Regions from separate parts of the Homo sapiens genome. Here region 1 is linked to region 2. Evidence: chromatin contacts called from ENCODE Hi-C or POLR2A ChIA-PET data. All regions are on one chromosome and are shown on one strand. Each heading gives the region's core, a stretch centred on a gene start or an enhancer-like site at or near the end of the contact. The rest is flanking DNA. Distances are from core to core; before and after follow the strand shown. Region 1 overlaps SAXO1 (stabilizer of axonemal microtubules 1). Region 2 overlaps ADAMTSL1 (ADAMTS like 1).

What was found. A loop is a pair of places that touch in the nucleus more often than their neighbours do. ChIA-PET counts read pairs that join two places held with the same protein, here RNA polymerase II (POLR2A).
Region 1: a loop to region 2 is called in a map of cardiac septum, with 1.9 times the contacts of the local background. The contact joins two enhancer-like sites. A Hi-C loop is called at or near these places in 1 of 168 maps with a recorded cell type or tissue (cardiac septum). POLR2A ChIA-PET finds 5 or more read pairs at or near these places in 2 of 52 experiments (OCI-LY7 and activated T-cell).

Annotation. Positions count from the first base shown.
Region 1 is chr9:18,984,186-18,987,276 of GRCh38, reverse strand. All of the region lies in intron 1 of SAXO1 (stabilizer of axonemal microtubules 1), which reads left to right. Among named protein-coding and RNA genes, the nearest start is that of SAXO1, 47 kb to the left of the region's middle. Within about 2 kb of position 1,641, at least 2 of the 41 ENCODE cell types and tissues checked have a DNase peak (open chromatin) inside an H3K27ac peak, as active enhancers do.
Region 2 is chr9:18,701,430-18,704,554 of GRCh38, reverse strand. The region is part of intron 13 of ADAMTSL1 (ADAMTS like 1); the gene reads right to left. Among named protein-coding and RNA genes, the nearest start is that of MIR3152, 130 kb to the right of the region's middle. Within about 2 kb of position 1,299, at least 2 of the 41 ENCODE cell types and tissues checked have a DNase peak (open chromatin) inside an H3K27ac peak, as active enhancers do.

The sequences.
Region 1 (3,091 bases), core at 392-2,891, 280 kb before region 2:
AGAAAACATGCGGCTCTCCCTGGGTGAAGGGGTGAGATCTGAAGTTTCCCAGTTCTTCTCTGTGCTGAGATAATTGGCTTCTATAGCAATGAAATCATGACACTGTCTCCAGTAACATCCTTGTTAATCACCTGAGAGGACTGTGCCTGACAATCACTTTGCTGTTTTTTTGTTTATTTAATAAACATTCATGGAGTGCTTGTGTGCAAAGCATTGGGTTGAAAAGTTGATTCAATGCAGCAATTTGTTCCAAGGAATCATCTGAATTGTGTTGTATCTATTAACCATCATTTCTTTATCTGGGACACAGCTAGCCCACATGAAGTCTTTATGCAAATTAGAAACGGGCACCCCTTCCTCAATACATTTTACTTCCATTTGTCAGAAAATTGTCATGCTGATTTTATTAAAACAATGCCCTTTGCTGTTGTCCCCAAAACATTGTCAAAATGAATATACAACCTAACAATGTCTTTGAAGTGAACAGTGCCCTCTTAGATGTGTCACTCTTGTGCAGTATGCAACCTGCACAACTGTATGTGACAGTCTTTGCCCCCTTGCTTCCTACTATTGAATCTTTCTGGAATTTTGTAGATATTTTCAGGTAAACTTTTCTTTCAGTCTTTGTAGACACGATGATGAGGAACCGCCCCCCCTTTTTTTTTTCTCCTTTGGAGAAGACTCCTTGAGTTCTGTTATGCTACAGGAAAAATGTCACTTCTTTTCATAAGGTCAAATTCCCATTTTATTTGCTGTGGCAAATACTATCATTCATCTTAAATCTGGTTTGTTTTAAAATTGTGTTTACCTTCCTCGATTGGTCTCTCTGTTCTTTGACCATTTACTACATTTTGAAAATACAGTTATCCTGTTAAAATAGTTTGATTTTACTAAAAAAACTTTTACTCAAATAGGACCTCAATGGAATATTCTAAGGGTGATAAATTCCTGCCCAGGGGCTAAAACATTTTGACATTATTAGGAAAAAAGATTTTCTGTTTGTCTGTGTATGAAAAAGACCAACCCAATAGGCCATGCCATTATTTGTTAAATGAATAAATGAATGGATACATTGTGAAGGATATGTAGTAGTAGCTGTAAATGAATTGCTTTTTTTAAAATCTGTGTTATGATTGCATATTATCACAGAAGGACCCAAAGCTAGAAAAGCCCATTAGTATTTCTTTGAGTTAAGGATCTCTGCTAAGAATGAAAGTGCAATCATGTGTGAAGAAAGGATAGTATATTTAAAAAAATTCCAGGCCTGGTCTAATTGTGCTTTGATTACTGTCTCTAGGGAGTAATTCTTACTTCTTGGTAGGAAACCATGAGCAAGTCTGACCATTTGGTTTTGTGAAAATAAACTTTGTTTAATTTATTGACACGTTAGACATACCTGCCAAATTTTCTCATGCTTTTTCCCTGACATGTGTCTTGCCTGATGGAGTCACTGTAATGCAGTCTATGTGTTTTTAAAGAAATTATGTTTTGCTAAGGAATGTATCAAAATTGTTAAACCATGTTGCACCTTGTTCTCATTAGCCTTTGGAATGCAGCTGCCGGAACAGAAAGGGCAGGGGAGTCGGAGTGGTGGCTCTGCGTGCTCTCACCTCCTTTCCTTGCAGAGGCCCTTGGGCTCCATCGTGAGGTGCTGGGTCTCTGCCCATCCTTGGGCAGCTTTGCCAGGAGAGTACACTCGAGGAGCCCTGTAACTCCAGTCAATTGCTGCTCTGTTTAGAAAAAGCCAACAAAAAAATGAATTTTACCTCTATGTACAACCTAGCCAGCTCTGATTGCTACACTGTGTGCATAGGCATACCTTGTTCTACTGTGCTTTGCTTTATCGCACTTTGCAGATAGTGTGTTTTTTTAATGTAGGTTTGTGGTAACCCTGTGTTGAAGAATTCTGTCTGCTGTTTTTCCAATACCATGCGCTCACTTCATGTCTCTGTCACATATTGCTAATTCTCACACTGTTTCAAGCTTTTTAATTATTATGTCTGTTATGGCGATCTGTGATTAACCTTTGATGTTACTATTTAAATTCTTTTAGGGTGCCATGAGCCACGCCCGTATAAGACAGCAAACAACTGATAAATATGTGTGTGTTCTGACTACTCCACCAATCGGCCATTCTCGCATCTCTCTCCTTCTCCTTGGGCCTCCCTATTCATTGAGACACAGTATTGAAATAGGGCAAATATTTGAAATTAGGGCAAATATTTGAAAATATCTGAAAATAGGGCAAATATTTGAAATTAGTACAAATAATTGAAATTAGGGCAATTAAAGCACTTAGTGGTTTCTAAGTGCTTATGTGAAAGGAAGAGTCGCACCTCTATCACTTTAAATCAACAGCTCAAAACAATTAAGCTTAGTTAAGGGCATATTGAAAGGCAAGACAGGCTGAAAGCTAGGCCTCTTATGCCAAACAGCCAAGCTGTGAATGCAAAGGAAAAGTTCTTGAAAGAAATTCAAAGTGCTACTCCAGTGAACGCATGAATGATGAGAAAGCAAATAGCCTTATTGCTGATATGGGGAAAGTTTTAGTGATATGGAGAAAGTTTTAGCAGCCACAACATTCCCTTAAGCCAAAGCCTAACACCCAGAGCAAGGCCCTAACTCTTTTCAGTTCTGTGAAGGCTGAAAGAGGTGAGGAAGCTGCAGAGGAAATATTTGAGGCTAGCAGAAGTTGGTTCACAAGGTTTAAGGAAAGAAGCCTTCTTTACAACATAAAAGTGCAAGTTGAAGCAGGAAGTGCTGATGTAGAAGCTACAGCAAGTTATCCGGAAAATCTAGCTAAGATCACTGGTGAAGGCAGCTATTTTAAACACAACAAATTTTCAGTGTAGATGAAACAGTTATCTATTGGAAGAAGATGCCATCTAGGACTTTTATAGCTGGAGAGGAAAAGTCAATGCCTGGCTTCAAAGTTTCAGACAGGCTGACACTCTTGTTAGGGGCGAATGTAGCTGGTGACTTGATGTTGAAGCGGATGCCCATTTACCATTCTGAAAATCCTAGGACCCTTAAGAAGTATGCAAAATCTACTCTGCCTATGCCCTATAAATGGAACAGTAAAGCCTGGATG
Region 2 (3,125 bases), core at 50-2,549:
CTCAACTATTTTGTATGTAAGAAGACACAAAAGCAAATGATTAGCCTGCTAACTTTGACAATGGTGTGATGAATAATACTTCTTTAATAGTGTGGTACCAAACTTTGTTTTCGAATCAGAAAGATGGCAAGATCTCAAAAAGAACTGCACCCTACCAGCTTTTTCTATGCAGTAAGGATTATGGTTCTGTTGCTTATAAAGAGCCCTCTTTAGGAACCATTATAACAGGGCAAGGGCTGGCCAGCTTTTTCTATAAAGGGACAGATTGAAAATATTTTAGATTTTGCGGACTGCGTGAACTCTGTTGCAGCTACTCAACTCTGCCATTGTGGAATGAAATATGTAAACAAATTAGTGTGGCTGTGTTCCAATAAAACTTTAGTTTTAAAAAGGGTGTGATGGGATGCTGATGGAAGGGTCTGGATTTGGCCTGTGGACTGTAGTTTTCCAACCCCTGCTATAGAAAAAAACATTTGGTAGAGATACAAACGCATTGAGATCTATAGATAATCCTCAAACTTATTTTAGGTCTTAGTTTCCATCTCTTTTCACATATATAAGCTTATGGAATATGACAAGTAGCCAACTTGATTTGTGTTTTCAAAGCGAGCCCCAGATAAGATCTAGAATATAAATGATGCACAAACTAGACTCTTAGCTCTGCTTGTCTATAATATAAATGACTTTGCATTTGATGTCATTCCAGAACCAAGAAGATATACCAAAAGCACATAAAATAGAAAGGCCATTCTACTGAAGCCCCATGAACTTGTTGCAATGGTTGAAAGTTATTTTAAGGCATCATGCTTCAATTAAAACATATATATATATATATATATATATATATATATATGTATGTGCGCATGCACGTGTGTAATTTTTTACTATCTAGACATCTAGGGTTAATAGCAAAAACAATAAACATCTGTTTTATGTCTCCCAAATGAGAGTTTTATCAAATGTAAAACAGCCTCACTGGCTTATCTCCCAATCCACTATCCTTAGGTCTTCATCGAGTTCACACCAATTAAAAACAATTTGGTTTTTAAGTGGTGCTGTCCTTTGGCAGTCATCTTAATTTCTCTAGTGCATACAGTGTATAATATAATATAGTCTCTTTTGTTGAAGGCAGGAGATTATGTTTCAAAAGAAAAATATCTGATAGTGCAAATGGACAAATGAATAATAACTGTTTTTCATAGGAGGCTTTTCCCCAAGTCCCTAGATCTCCCAGCTCTGTATTTACTATCTTGAGTTTTCTGGCCACAAGTGGGAGGAAGCGAGGTCAGTGAGAGGGCAGGCAAGTGAGTTAGGAGGTTTAATTCTAATGTTTAGAAGTCTCATCTCGAACAGCACTTGCTGAGCTAGAAGCTTTAAAGAGGGACCTTTAAAATAGAGGGAAATTTTTTTTTGTTTTTAAATCAGTACATTAATCACTTTCATGTAAAAATGGACAATAAAAAGGTTAAAATTTGGGAAGTTTAAAAATTCTTCTTGTCGGCCGGGCACTCACGCCTGGGATCCCAGCACTTTGGGAGGCCAACGCAGGCAGATCACCTGAGGTCAGGAGTCTGAGACCAGCCTGGCCAACATGGTGAAGCCCTGTCTCTATAAAGATACAAAAATTAGCCGGGCATGGTGGCAGGCACCTGTAATCCCAGCTACTCGGGAGGCTGAGGCAGGAGAATTGCTTGGGCCCGGGAGGTGGAGGTTGCAGTGAGCCAAGATCGTGCCACCGCACTCCAGCCTGGGTGACAGAGTGAGACTCCGGCTTGAAAAAAAAAAAAACTCTTTTTGTTAGCAACACTACTGTTGGATGAATGAAGAATGGTTTGACAAATTATTTCTTTAAAAGATGGGTGTAAACTTCACAAGTAACTGATATGAATTCTGTATTTAGTCTTTCCTTCTCAGGAAATTAAAACAACAACAAACCACACCTGGCAAATGAATGATTAATGCTTCTGGCTGGCCTTCTATTTGCAAGCTTAATTGTTCCTTTCATTAAGAAAAAAATATATTCTTTAATTAGAGTAATTACCATAGTCTCTTTTATGAAATAGAAAACAGTGACAATAAAATTCACTTATAAAATCCCTAAATGGTTTAAAAGTTCATTAGTGACTAGTATAGAGTTAGAAGCATGCACTGAAATAATAAAAATAATCACTTTATTAATATACTGATAAACAAAAACAACTTACTCTTGGTTGATTAGTCTCGTGTCACCACAGATATTAGCTAGCACTAGCCTCTAGGTGTATGTCTACATGGCCTGTAACTAACATATTTGATATGGTTTGGTTCTGTGCTCCTACCCAAATCTCATCTTGTAGCTCTCATAATTCCCATGTGTTGTGGGAGGGACCTGATGGGAGATGATTGAATCATGGGGGCGGGTCTTTCCTGTGCTGTTCTCATGACAGTGAATGTGTCTCATGAGATCTGATGGTTTTAAAAGTGGGAGTTTCTCTGCACGAGCTCTCTTTTTTGCCTGCCGCTATCCATGTAAGATGTGACTTGCTCCTCCTTGCCTTCCACCATGATTGTGAGGCCTCCCCAGCCACATGGAACTGTAAGTCCAATTAAACCTCTTTCTTTTGTAAATTGCCCAGTCTCAGAGATGTCTTTTCAGCAATGTGAAAATGGAGTAATACAATGTGAAAATTAACTTTTCCTTTTATCCTATTACTTTCCTCTCTCTTCCTTTCTCATATATGTTTGTTTTAAAAATCATTGGGATTATTAAAAATAAAAACAGCTTTATAGGTGTCTTATTTTGATGCTATCACTAGTTTCATGCCCTAATTTAAAAATGCAAATTGAAACATGCAGGAAGTCTCATTAAAAATACTCAATTTAGGTATAGGTTTTCAATCTTATTACATTTCAAGCCATGAGCCAATAGAGGTTGTGGATTTCTCTTTACCTGTTTGATTTGGTGTATGTTTGTGTATGTGAGTGGTGGCATGACAGTAGGGTGAGAAAAGAGAAGGGAATAAACTGAATAATATGTGAGAAAAATTAGAGTTTAAAATCGGGCACAGTGGCTCATGCCTGTAATCTCAGCACTTTGGGAGGCTGAGGTGGGCGGATCGCCTGAAGTCAGGAGTTTGAGACCAACC